2 separate regions of the Homo sapiens genome follow, and region 2 is linked to region 1. A link is a loop called in an ENCODE intact Hi-C map of the cell type or tissue named here. Cell type or tissue: sigmoid colon. All regions are shown on one strand. Links, peaks and the distances in the headings refer to the core of each region. The heading gives the core; the rest is flanking DNA.

The links. A loop is a pair of places that touch in the nucleus more often than their neighbours do. Peaks named below come from ENCODE experiments on the same cell type or tissue, not always from the same donor. Only the 100,000 strongest peaks of a DNase experiment are listed, where the experiment ranks them.
Region 2: it touches region 1 in a loop (5-fold over the local background); 3 of 110 quality-filtered maps call a loop at or near these places.

The regions. Positions count from the first base shown.
Region 1 is chr1:221,025,675-221,034,633 of GRCh38, forward strand. No RefSeq gene overlaps it. Among named protein-coding and RNA genes, the nearest start is that of HLX-AS1, 150 kb to the left of the region's middle. In sigmoid colon, for the core only: no CTCF peak of the experiment used is centred there; a DNase peak (open chromatin) is centred at 4,587; H3K27ac peaks cover 323 bases.
Region 2 is chr1:220,814,585-220,823,543 of GRCh38, forward strand. MTARC1 (mitochondrial amidoxime reducing component 1) reads left to right here. Exons shown (of 7, transcript NM_022746.4): 7 at 1-5,075. Among named protein-coding and RNA genes, the nearest start is that of LINC01352, 10 kb to the right of the region's middle. RefSeq lists an enhancer at 3,945-4,636. In sigmoid colon, for the core only: no CTCF peak of the experiment used is centred there; DNase peaks (open chromatin) are centred at 3,607, 4,397 and 5,210; H3K27ac peaks cover 742 bases.

The DNA.
Region 1 (8,959 bases), core at 535-8,534:
AGAACGGAAAATGTTTCTTGAAATCATTAGTAAACTTCCCCGTGATGAAATTCCCAAGCATGCTCTTACAACTTTTCATTTCCTTGAGCACTACACATACTTCCCTGAGAATAAGGATGTGGGGAGGTTGAGTTTCCCTGGAGGATTTAGCAAGACTGACTTTCTCTATATATTGGTTCTTGGTACTCTGTAGACGAGTCTCTCAGGAATGCCTAGGCTTCCTTTTGAAGCAGGAAATGCTTATTTCTTGGGGTAATAAATCTGCATTTGGTATTAAAATTAGCTCCTTTTGGGACTTGGTGGAGGTGCTGAGCCGGGTACACATTTTAGCTGAGTCCTTGGGTTGCTCTGAGCAGTCTCTGGGACAAGGTGGCTGCAATAGCATCAAAAAACCCTTTGTTGATGGAAAAACAGAGTCCCAGGGGAGCTCACTGAGTTGTGAGTCACTGTTTGGGACTAGGCCAGGGGGAAGCTCATCACCTCATCTCCTGGACCTTGGTTTCAGGTACCTACTGGACCAAGGCAGCCAGAGCTTGTGGAACTGTCGTCAGAACCCACAGAGCCCAACTGGAGCTCAGCCAGTTGGAACTGTCTCACCCAGAAGCGGGTGAGACAGCTGTCACGTAGTTACTCCTGAGTAGGTAGTAGTTTCCTGCTACTTTCCAATTTTTATGGCCAGCAGAGAGTGAGTGAGGAAATGGCCTGACATGAGATACAAAGTCTAGGTGGGTTTGTATCAGGGGAAGTAAGTGGGAGGAGATAGACCTGGGACCCTTAAAAGCAGGAAGTATGGCAGAATAAAGACTTGAAGGAAGAAATCAGGTCATAGCCCTCCTGATGAATACTTTCCAAATGCTCTGTACTGTCCTTAGAACCAACTCCAGACATTCTGTCCTGGCTTATTACACGCTATGGGATTTGCACCCTTCCTGATTTCCCTTGCCCACACCTCCATTGGGTCAAAGCTCATTGTCTTCTCAGGGGCTTTCTACAGCCTTTCCCATGAATTCGAATGTTGCCCATTGAATCCCACACAGCTGCCTCCTTCCTGCAAGTCTCATCTGAGCGTCACGGTTAGTTCCTTCCCTGATTCTCCTATCCTAATGTGAAATAGCCACCCAGTCTCTCACACCTTGTTTAACTTCTCCACGTAGCTGTTATCACCATTCGATATTTCTCTTCTTGATCAAGAAGATCAAGATCTGAAGATTGTTTTCTGCCTCGCCCAACAGAATGTGGAATAGGGCCCCATTTTATCCCGAGCGCCTAATAGTGCCTGGCAAATAGTATGTGCCCCAAAATTATTTTCTGGATGGATGAATGAAAGGTGTAGTGGAACAGTAACGGGTTTGGGTTCATTCATCCATTTATTCACCTAAAAATCCATCCAAGTGTTTGATCCTATCTCAGCTCCAGGTTAGCTTTGATACTTTGGGTAGGTTATCTAGCCAACATAGACCCTGGCTTTCTCCTATGTTAAAGGAGCGTAAGAAGTCCTACTTTGCATAGTTACTAATTGCTATAAGAACAGAATGAGATGGCACATCTAAGTTTTTGATGAGAGAATGGTGCATAGCACTATTGGAGCGTGTGACACAAAATAGATTGTCTTATTACTGTACACCCAACTCCTACTTTTAATAGGTGAATGAACTAATGTTCCTTTTTTAATTTACCTCGACCAATACCAATTAAAATAGAGTAGTTCATTCGCTCTTCCCTGTCTGGTTGCTTTATTGAGTTCAGAGAGAGAACACAAAATTTCCCATGGGAAAAGGGAACATGACAGACAGAAATAGTGATCTAGTGTTGGGGGAAATGAAGGCCTGGGAGTGTGGGGAGATTCTGCATTGTTGCATGTCAGTGAAGAGATGCTAGGGTGTATTAAAGTGTTTTAGAGGAGAGAATTGTTGAAGCCCCAGTTTTGCTTGCTTGGTGATATGGTTTGGATATTTGTTCCTTCCAAACCTCATATTGAAATTTGATCCCCCAATGTTGGGGATGGGACTTTGTGGGAGGTGTTTGGATTGTGGGGGCTGATCTCTCATGAAGGGCTTGGTGTCATTCTTGAGGAAGTGAGTGAGCTCTCACTCTTAGTTCCCGGAAAAACTGGTTGTTGAAAAGAGCCTGGCACCTCCTCCTCTCTATCTCGCCTCCTGCTTCTTACCACATGACGCCTGCTCCCCTTTGCCTTCCACCATGAGTGGAAGCTTCCTGGGGCCCTCACTGTGCTTTTTGTACAGCCTGCAGAACGATGATCCCAAATAAACCTCTATTCTTTATAAATTACTCAGCCTTGGGTATTCGTTTACAGCAACACAAACAGACTGAGACACCTGGGGAATATATCCTTGGCACTTTATGCTGTGGTGGCAGTATTCTGTTGCCAGAAAGCTCCTGGCCTTGTTGCTGGGAGGTGGAGTAGAATGGCTCTACAGAGCGTGGCTCTTGTGCTAGACTGCCTGGTTTTGAACTGGGCTCTGTTATTAATACTTACTAGCTGTGTGACCTTGGACAACATATTTAACATCTTTGTGCCCCATTTTTCTTACCTATAAAATGAAAAAAATAAAAATAGTCTTGACCTTCATAGGGTTATTATGAAGATTGTACATGTGTCAGATGGAAGGGGCTTAGGACAGTGCCCAGGGCACATGAAATGTTATATTAGTTGGAATGTGTACTAGCTATTACACTAGCAGTGTTCTTTTATCCTTGTTTTTTGGTATATAAAATAATGCCAATAATATATGCTGTATAGGATTGTTGTAGAGAGTAGATAACAACTGTAATATTGGTGAAAAAGTGACTGGTCCATAGTAGGCACTATTATGTCCCCATGTGTTAGTATTCATTCTGGTTTTGCTTTCCCTTCTCTCTTCCTGTAATTTTTAGAATTAGTGTAAGATGTGTTAAAAGGTAGTTAGTGCTTAGGGATGGAAACCACAGTCCTGTCTCAGGCTCAAAACTAAATAGGCTGAGCCCTTACTATTTGTAGAGAGAGACTCTTCAAAGAAACACCCATTTGTCTTAGCTCAGTTAAGGAAGTCAATCTCTTCTCTCCACTGTAAGTGGCCCATTAACCTACCTGGAGAGTCAAACAACCTGGACTCCAGTCTGGAGTTTTCCACTGAGATATTCCAACCTCTCCATGTCTCGATATTCTCATCTGCCAAGGAGGGGTGAAAACACAGGTGCTACATACCTCATGAGGTTATCAATAAAGTCAGATATGCCTATCTTGGACTCAGTTAAAGGACTCTAAAATAGGATGGTGATATCAGACTATGCAGTAAGGTGGGACTATATAGCTGATGTCCCAGTAAGAGCAATATGTTCATTGTTTCCCCTCTGCTAGGAATATCATGAATTTTCTCTTAAGACTCCCCCGAACATGTACATGCACACACACTTTCCCAGATTATTGTCATTACCACTAGTCATTGCAAATGGGTGAACAAGTCTATATTTGGTGGAAGAAGACATGTGCTTATTGCAGACTCCCCCTACCTAATTGTGTCCAGTTACTCACCCATCCACTGTGGGTGGAGTAGAGGCAGGGGCCTCCCTTCACATGTGTGGAGTGTAACGCTGTGGTGGAACAAGCCAGGTAGCCATCCACTGTGTATCAGTACTGTTTCATCACCTTGAAATAAAACACTCTTACTTCTGGGATGCATGGAAAAGCTTTACTTTTCCTTATTTTGTTTTGTTGAACTTAGAAGGAAGGAGTGTCTAACAAATTTTGGTCTGCTCTTTATGTTCTCTCTGGAAACTTCAGAAGCAACTGGAATTTTCTCGGCAACTTCACAGGACAAAACTGGTCACCATTTGAATAGTGGATTTCATAATGAACAAGAACTGAAAAGTAATCTTAAGGAGGTTATTTTATTTTTGCTGAAGTTAGTTAGAAGGGAATAAAGATGACAGATTTAAGGAACATGAAAAAAAAGTATTGAGTAAGGGCAACTATTCTGTGCCATAAAGCCAGAAGGAAAAGCATGCTCTTGGCTTAGATGTCCAACATCTATCCTCAATGAAATATGAAACCCTTCAAACCCCTAAACCCAGGAGTGGTCGGTTCTTAAAGGACTGTGACTGGGTGTATGGGTGTAGGCCTTCCTGGACCCTCTCTGCTCTCTCTTCCTTCTACACACTGTTTATGTGTTTGTTGGCCTGAGATCAGTTCTCCCACTTAACCTTTCCTTGCCCCACAGCCATGGTAGTTTTTACATGGGAACACGCACCCTCTGTTTCTCTGCAGAATCTTGTATCCTCTCAGGGAAAGTCGTGTGGTGGGCTAGTGGTGAAGTGAGAGGGAGCTATGTACACACAGGGCCCAGCTGAAAATGACTTTAGCACAGAGTTTACTTAATACATCCTCCAAATTGTATTTTGAAGCCTCTGTTAACAAGAAAGCACTCTCTTTTTGAGCAGCAGGAGTGTTTTATAAATGGAATTTGCAGACCGGCAATGCTCCCATTAATTTTCCCTGTCTACAATTACTATCATTACATTCTTAAAGCACTTTTAAAATAAACTACACCATGATGTAATGTGCACACTGAGCTCCACTGAGCAGGACAACGGGGCAGCAGCATCTGGACTCTGGGCTGCTATCTTCTAGGGAACATCTTGATGGCTATAATTACTGTCATGTTATGGGAACTTAAAAAAAAAAGGCGCCAGAGTTCCAAATAAAACATAAAATGGCTTTGATATAATAAATGTTACTATCATTGTTTAAAAATGTTGTGACCCGTCTGCTACAGTTTCTGAGAAAGATATTTTCCAGCACTCGATATTTTCTCCTCTCTCCCTCTTTCATATTCTATTAATGCAGATAAGGATGAAGAAAATCCTTAGGAGAGACTTGTTTTAAATCAATGTAATACAATGCCAGCATTGTCTCTCTTCAAGTTGAACTTTCAAATTAAATTTGGCATGAGTTTTACCAGAACTCCAAACAGCTTTGCTCCAGAGACACTGTATCTGCCCTATTAGGGAGAATTAATAATTCAAATGTTATGGTTGTGGTTAATTGCACTCATTAGGATAAGACAAGGACTGGAACATTTTTCTGTAGGACATACCCACATCCATTGCACCCCTGGCCAAGGCATTCAGAACAGTTTGGGCATTTTCAAAGGAATCATAATGACACAAAATGCACACATGGTGTAAATGTTGTCATCCTATGGGATCCAGTTTTGGAAGGGCCTGTAATGAATTTGGACCCAGGTATTGGATCAATTTCTGTATAAAGTTATGAAGAATCACTTATATATGGAAAAAGTCATCTGTTGTGGGTACTGACCCTGATTGTATTCACTCAGTTTCCTAAGAACGTTTTATTATATGGAATTCATTCAACCTTGTGAAATCTAAGTTATTGTTTCATAATGGGTAGTGGCAACTTTAAGGAAGACAGCACATCTTATTTAGGCAATTGGTTAGCTTTGACAACAGCGGGTGCATAGACCACAAATGGAGTAAACTGTTCTGTTGATCTTTTTTTCTGCTAGTTTGCTGATAACATATTTCAGTTTGAAATATGATTGGACCTTTTGATGTAAGAGTTGGGACTTAACCAGGGAAAAATTTATATAACCTGATCTGGATTTCATCATATTCAGTGAGTTTGTGAAAGGACATTTTTTTTTTTTACATGTGTCACATCGATTGACTATCTCTCCAAGCTCTCCTGGGTAGTGACTTATTTTTATTTCATTTGGTGTCATGTTTTCCTTTCTCTGTATGTCCTCTCTATGGCTGATGAGCAGTAAGTTAGGCCACGGAGTTTAGGGGAACAATGGTTCAATCTCCAGGTAAGTTTCTTCAGTCTCACTCTATACAGTCAGCACTGGCCAGCTCCCTAGACAAAGTGTATGAGATCATCCCAAGTCAAACCATGGGGGTACTGTGGTTGACCCCGGTAAGCCATCCCACTTCTGCAAAAACCAATCCAAGCAGAGGCTGTACTGATAACAAATATGTTACACCTTCTTTGGGTGTAGACCAGAGTGCATTTTTAATGTCTGTGTTTCTAAGCCTGCTGTCCAGAAGATCTTCTATTCATGACACTTTCCAAGATCTGTTCTTTCTCAGAAACTGGATTTAGTTATTGCACTCTACAATAATGTTAGGCTGGAGAAAAATTGTAGATTTGTTTGCAAGGAATGTGGTGTCAATCGATTGAGGGCAATTTGCATGCAATCCTAAAGTTTAAGTCAGGTTTTAATTTTGATTTGGTGATACATCTTTGAAAATGCTCAATTTTTACTTTGTCTGATAAGTATGCTTCTGTCCTTTGAAAAGTAACTCCATCTTTGTATGAGTCATTCTACCCTTTTATTGTTTTCAGTGTGACTCCTAAGTACTGGACACTCAGTAAGGACTTATTGATGGTTATAATGTTTCATAGAATATTTGCATAAATGATCTTTGTAGAAAACAAATTGAACTTTTCCATTGAAACAATATTATGTCATATTAGCATTAAGAGGCACTTCATAAAAAAATTTTAGTTAACACTAACTGAGCATCCAATCTACTTTCTGTTTGTTGAAGCATTTATGGTTCCTACTCAAGACAAGAAAAATAACAAGGAAAGAAATAACTCTGAATACAGAACATTTTATTACAAAAATAAAAAAATGAGAGCATATCTGTTAGCTCTTGCCAACTTTTGAAGTATGGATTCTATTTGTCTTTATTACAGTGTATTCCCATAGTGACTTTTCCCTATTTATTAATTTTTGAATGTTACTATAAAACAGAGATATGTGCCTACTGGAAATAGTCAAAGCTATTTCAAGAAACTTTACAAATGAGAAAAATATACCAACACATCTTTGAACTATTCTGTCAATAAATTAGGAGCTATGCAATTATTTTATATCTCCTTATAGTTCTTTTTGAAAAAAAGTCATATGCATTATCACAATAAAATGTCCTGTTAAAACTATAATAATTGTGATGACTCATAGATACGTGATTCTTCTTATTAAGAAAAAAAGGACAGGAAATCCAATATAAATGAGCTGTTTTCCTCAGTAGTGTAATAAAACTTGGATACTGGTATATGAATTTTTGATTATATCATCCACTGATAATCTCTGGCTCATTTCCTCCCAGTGAAGAATCAGTCTCCTTCCTCCCTGCACCAGCCCCCTTTGGCCACTAACATTTTAGCAACCCTACTCCCTCAGATGGGGAGGAGGCCTCCCAGTCACAGCCACCACAGTACAATATATTTTAAGGGCTGTAAATTTTCACCGTCAGATTTGAGCCAAGGGTGTTAAGCTCCAGAAGATACACATCTGCTTCCTACTCAGATGGTCTTTGTTGTGCTTCTTGGTAGAGGGAGAGTTGTAATGCCACAAGAATAAATCCCAAATGGGGTGTGTGTTTGCAGGGGGGTGGTAAATTATGGTGTTTTCAAAAGAAGTGCTCATGACTGCAAATATATCTAGCCTCAATTCTGCTCTTAAATTCTCTGTTTCTTTTCAGAGTTACATGATAATATTTTATTGCTCTTTAATGAACAGAGTGAGTCACTATTAAATTTCAAAAGTGAAAAATTATTTTGTAACCTGAGTCACAACCCCTGAATGTATCTCGTTTCTAAGTTTGGATTTCCAAATGTCAGGTTTTTCTAAATAGGATCACATGAATACAGGACCAGAATATAAAAGAAATGTCTAAGCAACTACTTGGGAAGGGTGGCTATAGTCCATGCCAATATATCCAGCTCATGAGTGTTTATTAAACACCCACAAGTTTGATCAAAGAATACTTAGTGTTAGATGTATCTTAATGTTCTCACTACTCTCATACCTTGTTAACCAAGAGGGAAAGATGATAGACCAATTTCAAACCTAGCAGAAATGTGAACAGATAAATATAGTAAATCCTCAATTTACAAATGAGCTTTGTTCCAAATTGTTTGTAACTGGTTCATCTGGAACTGTCCTTGCATTTTCCCATAGAGACAAAATTATAAATGGTAGTTAGGTTTCCTAGCCAGCCCAGAGAATATACTTAAGCCCTATGCAGCTGAACACTAGCATTAGAGAACTTGATCGCCAAGTTTCTGTGGAAATATGCATTTATTTATTTACTCAAATATGACTTGAGTGTTCACCTGATTGGAATACAGAGACACCCTTAGCCTCTGATGATGGGGCATCATGGTCTAATCAGGCAGTGATTGCCCATTCCTTAGTGTCTGGGTGGAAGATAACATAGTGTGTTACTTGGATACATAGGACAGTAAGCTGGAGGTGGAGGGGGTCAGGCAGGACTCTCAGAGGATGCCTGAGATGATTTTGTTTTGCTGGGAGAGAAGGATGGAATCAAGAATGGAAGTTGCTTTGGGTATGGGGAGGGGCAGGAGCATGAAAGCTTAAAATAGCTTAGCCCATTAAGGGCAAGTGGGGAGGTTGATTATCAGATAAGTGAGGGCTAGACTAATATGGATTGCCACATATGGGTTTGTATGTTCCATTTGAAGATGGGATTTCAAGTAGAAGACTGATACGATCATATTTACACTTCAAAACTTCATTTGGTCTCTGTATTAATACTGGATAGAAGAAGCCACCAGCACTGGATAAAAGAAAGCCTCAGAGCCTGCTGGAATTATCTGAGGGAAAATTGATGAGGCACTAGGGCAGGGTAGATGGGGAAGGAGAAGAAGAGATGGTTTACTGGTAGTAGGGTGTTCAATTTGACAGCACCTGAAACAGACTGGATTTTGGTGAAGGAGAACACTGGATGAATAGAAATAGCAATGCTGTACACACATGCACACACGAGGAAATGATGGGAGACAGATTTGGGAGGAGGAGGAGCTCAGTTACAGATGTGTATTTGGGTCATGACTCCACTCAGAGGGTTGGGGATGAGAGCTGGCACTCAGGAGCATCTAGAAAGGAGATCCAGAAGGTGAAAAGAA
Region 2 (8,959 bases), core at 256-8,255, 210 kb before region 1:
TCGGTGTGGTGGTGTGTGCCTGCAGTCCTGGCTATGGCTACTCGGGAGGATGAGGTAGAAGGATTGGTTGAGCCCAGGAGCGGGAGATTGAGGCTGCAGTGAGTTATGATTGCACCACTACACTCCAGCCTGAGTGATAGAGTGAGACCCTATCTCTAAAAAAGAAACAGGAAAAAAAAAGAAAGCTGACTGAGGTGAATGGGCAAAGCCAGTAATTCTGACACCTGACCACAGCTGGGTCTTCTGCATAATGGACCTCCTCACCCACAGCCTCCCAGGCAAGCACCCATGTTTGAAGGACTATCAAGTCAACATGCTTTTTACCAAAAGCTGCACATTTTTCACTTTGATTTTATAAAAGAGGTCAGTAATCGCTGAAATCTAGCTGAGCCCTGAAGTAAAGTTCTGAGCAAAGAGGTGCATGTGCTTGTTTTATGGTTGGTGAATTATTACAGTTTGTTTTCTGCATGCTTGGCATGAGGTGAATAATTACATCAATTTTCCAGAGAACCTGGGCCATCACCTTCCCCAACAAGTCCAGTTGATGTTGAAACTACAGATAGATTGAGACAAAGCGAAGTGTTCAGCAAGTAGCATTACTAATGGGACCGGGGGACCCGTGGGAGAGTGAGTGTACACAGGATTTAGGAAACCATGTGAATATGGGCTCTCTGGGAATAGCCAATAGGTAGGGAGCAATCAGAAACCCAAGGTTTGGTGGCTCTTCCTAGGTATTTATAATTAGTGGCAAGTGAAAGCCTTAGTCCTGAATTTCTAACCACTTGTAAGAACTAACAGCCACTTCTCTGTGCCCCGTCCGGGCAGTAACCATCATTCTCCATGGACAGGCTCTCGGGGTAGCTAGCTCTGCAGGGCAGCACCCACGTGGAAGGGAGCACCCAGAAACCCTCCTCACTGGGCAGACCTGTCCTTCTGTGCCTCACAGTGTGAGGAAGATTCCTGTTTGAAGAGAGAAGTTCCAGTGACCTCTAGAATCTCAGAGTAGTTGCCAAGCTTTCTGTCAGTGAGATTTAAAGGCCATTTACTTGTGTTTATTTTATATTTAATGAGTTGGTTAATGCCAGAGACAAAGCTGATATCCCATTTATTTTGGATACTGAGCATTTGCACACTATTCCACTTGAAATATAGAATCAGGAATGTAGGCCATCCCAGACTTTCAGATCTTACAACAGCAAATGACAGATGTTTGAGATCAGGCCAAAATATCCACCCTCGGTGGGCATCTCCTCTGTGTGGCAACTTATGCTGCAGCCACAGTGGGGAGTCACAAACTCAGAGCTGGAGGTCTTGAAAAGGACAATGTGGGCCAGGCTCCGGAGGGGCTGCCTAAAGGCTTGCTTTTGTGACTCTCCTGCAGAAAATGTTAGAAACTTCCAACCGAAAGACGAGGGCAGCAACTTATACACACGAAGGCAGAAAGAAATTGGGGAAGGGGAGGCTGTTGGAATTCAGGCCGTTGTCCTATAGGGAGAAATACTCCTCCTCTCCTTCTCCCTTTACTGATAACGGGGCATGGTGAGGAGATGAGCTTGTGAGGGTCTGCCAGTTTGGTAAGAGTGCATGGGGAGGTTGGGTAAATTAGACTAGCCAAATGGGACTTCGGGAAACCATTTATGAGGCTGTCACCAACAGTGATGGCAGGCTGAAATTCCAGGCAAGTGCTCCCAGCATTCCAAGAGTGTATCAAATTAAAGCAACCCATGATGGTGGAGAACAGATACATTAAAGTTCCTTGAAAATGACAGAGTGGCTCTCAGACCAGACCTTGATTGTGGGTATAATCGGAGTGTTGCTACCACACCCTAACACTGCATTTCCCGTGTTTTATTGGTCCATGGAATTCTGAAAGTTTGCCTTTCGGGATGCTTCTAAAAACAATTCCATGGACCAGTAAGTTTGGAAAGTCCTGCGTGCCTCACTTCTCTTCAAAGGCAAAAGGCTCTGGAGAGGCCTTCATGAAGACATCTGTGTTTAATGCTGCCCTTCCCAAAGGTCTGTTTTTGACTGTCTTTTGAGAAATGATCCTCTGATCTCTAGGCAGAATGCCAGTGAGCCAAGGAATCCCAGTTAGCAGGAGGGGTGCACTCATGGGAAGACTGAAGAAGTTAAAAGTTCCCGCCAAGTGAAGGAGACCTATCTTGGGACACTTCCCCTTGTCCTCTCCCTTGCCCCTCTTGCTGGAGTAAAAGGATGGAACTGGGACTTGATAGGTTAAAGGAGGTGTGGAGAAGTGTCTTAGACCAGCTCTCCTGTTGTGGGCCTTAGGGAGAAGCACTCTCTTTCTTCGGGATCATTTTCCAAACATGCATTTTTGGATGGATAGGGTGGATCAGGGTGAGGGAAGGGAAACCAAACTCTCTCTAACCTTGCCCTTACAGCAATACCTGTGATGTAAGTTACAAAACCACCTGTGATGAAAGTGCTCCAGGATGCTTCATGCACCAGGGAGGGGTGCCCTGTTTCTCTTCTGCTAGCTTCTCCTTTCTTTTTTTTTTTTCTTCTTTTTTTTGAGACAGTGTCTCACTCTGTTGCCAGGCTGGAGTGCAGTGGTGAGATCTCAGCTCACTGCAGCCTCTGCCTCCCAGGTTCAAGCAATTCTTCTGCCTCAGCCTCCCGAGTAGCTGGTGTGTCTGGAGTTGGTTCCTTCTGGTGGGTTCTTGGTCTCGCTGACTTCAAGAATGAAGCCACAGACCTTCGCAGTGAGTGTTACAGCTCTTAAAGGTGGCACGGACCCAAAGTGAGCAGTAGCAAGATTTATTGTGGAGAGCGAAAGAACAAAGCTTCGGAAGGGGACCCAAATGGGCTGCTGCTGCTGGCTGGGGTGGCCACCTTTTATTCCCTTATTTGTCCCTGCCCATGTCCTGCTGATTGCTCCATTTTACAGAGTGCTGATTGGTCCATTTTACAGAGTGCTGATTGGTGCATTTACAATCCTTTAGCTAGACACAGAGTGCCGATTGGTGAGTTTTTACAGTGCTGATTGGTGCATTTACAATCCTTTAGCTAGACACAGAACACTGACTGGTGCATTTATAATCCTCTAGCTAGAAAGAAAAGTTCTCCAAGTCCCCACTAGACCCAGGAAGTCCAGCTGGCTTCACCTCTCACTGGGACTACAGGTGCACACCACCACACCCAGCTAATTTTTGTATTTTTAGTAGAGACGGGGTTTCACCATGTTGTTCAGGATGGTCTCGAACTCTTGATCTCGTGATCTGCCCGCCTCGGCCTCCCAAAGTGCTGGGATTACAGTTGTGAGCCACCACGCCCGGCCCTAGCTTTTCCTTTCTGTTGCAAGTCCTCTCAACTAGTGTTGCCTTCCACCCTACAAAGCAGAATTACCTCAGAAGTCCTATGGCCCTGACTCTATCTATGTCTGCACAAAGCACTACTGTGCTTTGCTGTCTGCAAGAACAGAGATTGTTTGCTTCAACCACTTTCTCTGAATGGATGAATGAGTTATGATGATATCTAAAGTTACCCAATTTCAAGCAAGAGGAAGAATCTGGCTCGGTACCACAGATGTTCTTGGAATTGGGATAGTAAAAAAGTCCCTGAGGCATCCCTTGGTCTGCTCTGACCACACTCTCTTCACAGGAAGAGGCTTGGGCCACAGCTCTGACTATAACTCTGCTCTTCCTCCAAACACAGCTGAGGAATTGGGTGGTGGGGCACCTGCTCCCATGCTCTGTGGCCTGGCTCAGAGAGAAGAGTTGCCTTAATTACATTATTATTCTTCCTGGACAGGCTGTAGGTTGTGTAAAGTAACAAAAAGGACTGAGAAGTGACTTCCCATTCAGCCTCTTCCAAGGCCATTTTTGATAGGCAGGTCAAATTCACTCACATTTGGTTATTTGTTGGCCAGTCTAGTGCATTCACCCTTGCTGGTCCTCAGTCATGCTCCTTTACCTTTACAGAGCATCCTAGACTGCTCTTCCTCTTACCTTCCTTGTGAAACCCACAACCCCTAGTCCCTCCCCTTCCCTGGCATTTGTTATGCCCTCTACCAATCCCTGACCTGGTATTGGTCAGTCTCCAATCCTGGTGGATCCCTGTGGGAACTAAGTTAAGTCTAACTTTTGTCTCCCTCTTTAGAATTTACTGGGAGTACTGTAAATAAACTATTGTTGTTATAATTATTTCTGATTAACATTTTTACACCTAACAAAGTCTCAGAGAGATTGAATTTACTGGGTTGAAGGGAGGAGCACCTTCCACATGACCTGCCCAGCAATTAAAGCCGCTTGTTAGTCCGAGGCCCAGGACGGCCGAGGACAGCTGGAGAGCTCTTCGTTGCAGGCAGCTCTGGTTAACATCAACCGGGAAAGCTCTTTGTAAACACATGAATAATTGATCGTCCAGCGCTCACATAGCTACCGCGGATCTGAGCCCGTATGACTCATTTGCGAGCCATTCCTGTCGTCTGGATGCCATAACATTGGAGGAATGATGATCGTTTCTTGGAGGTTCTTCTGTGGCCAGAGTTGCCAAGACCAAGGCTGTAATGGTTTGTTATGATGACCTTTGTTATTCCATTAGGCTCAATTGCTTTAAAAAATGATGTGTGCATACTTTAGGAACGTTTTTACCCTTTATGTTGACCTGACATCATAGTTTATATTATAAAATGTATTAATGACAGAAGAGTGTTTTCATGTCCCAAGGACAAATTTTAACAACCATAATCTGCCCTCAGTCATCATAAATATAAATGTATTGGTCAAACAGATCTCGTTAATGTGGCCAAGATAAATGCAAGTCTATATTTTAAGGCAGTCGAAGTCCTAGAGAATATATCTGGAGCTTTTGTGGGGCTAAGAGATCTTGTATATATGCTATCAAAAGGCTGAGAAAATTAACATGTTCCCCCCTCTGATTTTGCATTGGACAGATATAAATGTCTTGGGGATGTCAAGTAAGATTGTTCACATAGTTTCTGGACACCATTAATGCCTGATGGGGTGAATCTTAGTTCTTAAAGCTATATTCTGCTCATTATGCTCACAGGGCTTTTGAAAAGAGAACAAAATAAAGATTTCAAGTCTTAGCAATGTGCTGCCCAGCCAACATTTTTCTGAGTTATACTGTGTCTTAAATTTCTAATTATATCATTCTCCCCATTCCCCAATAGCTTGTTTCCTGTGGGACGAGCCCCTTTTCCACAGATGTGGGTCTGACATTTGCATCATTCCAGTTGGCAAGCCACATGTTGGTAGACAGTGTTCTGGGCATGATCTGGAGGACAGGATGAGTGCTTTGTTTTCTCTTTGTTATGCCATACTCAGCAGCTTTGGTCATTATTTGTAGTGTCCACATTAAGCTTCTTAGGGAGAAAACAAATCCTTGTTGAAGAAACATTTTTTAATAGTGCTATTATTTTGAACCATGAAAATGCATTTAAAGCAGTAATGTCTCAAATGCTACTGTCAGAGCAGACTCTTTACAGGAATGAGTTCATTTCCCCCAGATATGGTAAAAAAAAAACAACAAAAAACAAACAAACAAACAAAAATGGTGCCATAATTAGCCTCTCCAAGGATTATGGTCACCTGGCAATGAATGAAGAGCACTTCATTTAAAACCATTTACCCTTTTTCCCTTTGAAGAATCTTCTAAAGCGATTTTCCCTTCTGAATCTGCTGTCGTTTTTGGCAACACCAAGTATTGGGCTTTAGGAATGAGTTTTGCCTGGATAAATTTTCTGGGACTGGGGACTGGATTATTTTCTAAATTTGTGCTGTGATCATCTCCTGTGTTGTTTGAACTTCTTGAGCAATTTAAAAAGTGAGGTACACGCACCCATTTTCATAGCAGCGTTATTTACAATAGTAAAAGAAAAAAAAATGGAAATAGCCCATGTCCACTGACAGATGAATGGATAAACAAAATGTAGCCTATACATACAATGGAATATTATTCAGCCTTGAAAAGGAAAGAAATTCTGACACATGCTATAACATGGATGAACCCTGAGGACATTATGCTAAGTGAAATAAGCCAGTCATATAAGGACAAATACTATATGATTCCATTAATATAAGGTACTTAGAGCAGTCACACTGTTCTAGACATAAAATAGAAACAGAAAGTAGAATGCTAGTTGCCAGTGGATGGGGGAATGGAGAATGAGGAGTAGTTGTTTCATGGGTATAGTGTTTCAGTTTTGCAAGATGAAAAGAATTCCAGAGATTGGTTGCAAAACAAAGTGAACGTGCTTAATACTCCTGAACTGTACACTTAAAAAAAAATGGTTATGGTGGCCAAGGCAAGAGGATCACTTGAGGCCAGGAGTTCAAGACCAGCCTGGGCAACATAGTGAGACCCTATGTCTACAAAAAATGAAAGTATTAGCCAGGCATGGTGGCGCATGCCTTTAGCCCTAGCTACTTGGAAGGTTGAGGTGGGTGGATAGCTTGAGCCAAGGAGTTCACAGTTACAGCGAGCTATGATCACACCACTGCACTCCAGCCTGGGTGGTAGAGTGAGGCCCTGTCTTTAAAAGAATAAAAAAGGAGGTTATGGTGGTACATTTTATGTTACATATATTTTACCACAATTAAAAAATAACTTAAAATGGTACAACACTTCAGAGACTTGGAGTTGCGTTAATCCCAACTCTAAAGTCCCTTCCTGGAAAGGCATCCTAGGCTACTGCTGCTGAAAGAACACCGATCCCACGCAGCCCATTCAGAACTCTTCTTGCTGACACCAAAAAGAATAAGAAATTGCAATGTAATGTTTTTGAACTTGAGAGTGAGATGATTTAACTTCAGATTTTAATTTCTCATTTTGCCTTTTTTGGCCCTTAACTTGGAATTTAATTTTGGACTTCAGACTCCTTGGTAATTTGGTGTTAGAGGGGTTTATGTTCAAATCTAGAGCATCTTATTGTCATTTTATTGTTGAGGTACCTTTGTGATATCACTTGATTTTGCTGCACAGTCTCTGATAGGTTCTGTTGGGCAGTGTGATGTCTGGACATAATTTGAGATGGAAAATAGAAAAGGATCGACAATTTTTATCTTGACTACAGAAAGGCCTTGAAGAACACAATGTACTGTACTGGCCCATCTCAGAACCTTATGGGGCAAAAACACACAGTACCTTTCTAGAAAGATCTACATGGAAGTGACACTGGAGATGGGGGTAGGAGTTTATTCCCTCTCTGAAGATGCTATCCCTATAATATATATACCTATATATGACTGGGTATAATGTGTAAGCACAATGGGCTCAAAGAACAAAAAATTGAGGAATTTGGGGATACAGATAACTTAGCTACAATAAATGTGTTATAATCACACTCATCCCTCGTATGTCCAAATGAAGAGACATTCCTTAGTCTTGGCCCCTCTCTGCCTCCTCACACTCTCTTGTTTGGGGGAGATCTGATTGGTAAATTTGGAAGCAGTGAGTTTGAGCTCTGCTCTTTCTCCTTCTCTTTTCTACTTGGGCTCTTGCTGCCTTCAAGGTGCTAGGACCCTGGTCCCTTTGGTCCAAGTGGTGATTTTGGCAGAAAAGACCCTTCCCTAGTTGGGAGATACCTGTAGTTCTCCAGTTTTGTGCAAGGCTGGGGAGATAAATTCAATATTGGGATTCAGTATTATTGATAAAACCTAGGCTGGAGGATGTAGTTTAGGAATACAAAAGCAATGGAATTTCTATCAGAAAAAAAGCAGATATTTTGATCTCAAAACAAAACAAAACAAAACTAAAACCTGCAAACAAAACCCAGTGTACCTTGCATTTGTAAAGTGCCATGAAACCTGCAGTGCACCTTCATCCACTCTATATGATTAGATCTTGCTGATGACCCAGTGAGGTAGGATAGATGTGAAAGTCTTTTGTAAGCTGCTTACGTATCATCATTCTTCTTCTGAATGCATAACGCATGTCACTGAGCTTTGGGGAGGTTAACTAACTTGTCCACATTATAGGTGATGGGCTAGAGTTAGAACTCAAGGCTTGTGCCTTCTGGCAATGCTACAAAATAAGTTGGCAAGAATGAATTCAAAGTGTGGTAGTACCTTCATCCGGAAACTGGTTTGATCCTACAATCTTGTTTTAAAACAATTGCTTATGACTTACTGAAAGGACCTTTAAGACTGGTGTGTGTATTTGTATCACCTGTGAACCATGGGTAGATTCCTGTGTCAGATTCTCAGATATCCTGATTTAGTAGTTCTGCAATGGAACCTAGAAATTCTCATTTTTATAAAGACTCCAAGCTCTTCAAAACTTTTACTTGATTTTCTGTAGACCAAGTTTCCATCACTCCTACTCACCCCACATTAATGTTGACATTCTTCTTAGTGGTATGTAAAGAAATACTGGAGGAACAAATTCTGGCTTTCTGAGAAAAATGGAACCCATTAGACTACTTCATGGTTAAGCATGGATGTGCTCATTTTGAGTGATGGGGTCACACTGATCCAAACACACCTCCCCCAGCCCTCAGGGGACCACAGCCCCACTTTTGGATGCAGCAGAGGATCGTGTATGCCCTGAAAGGGAGTGAAGCTCTGAAGGCACCAAACCCACAACCTGAGCCTCCACGCAACAAAGTCAATGACCACATCATTAACGAATCCTGAATTTGTCAGCCAAGCAGAGGCAATGCTTGGGGCTTAACGATTGTCCACATATCATGTAACAAATGACCGTGTGTGCATGCATGTGTGGGGGAGTAAATGAGAAAGCATGTTTTGTAAGAAAATTTAATTTCCTTATAACAACCAACCAGTTTCTTTTAGTGAATCAACAGATAAGGGGGTCCCAAATACAGCATTAACGATTTTAAAAGCATGAGTGCCAATGGTATTTTCTTTCTTTTTCTTTCTCTTTCTTTCTTTTTCTCTTTCTCTCTCTCTGTCTCTCTCTCTTTCTTCTTTCTTTCTCTCTTCCTCTCTTCCTTTCCTTTCTTTCTTTTTAAAGA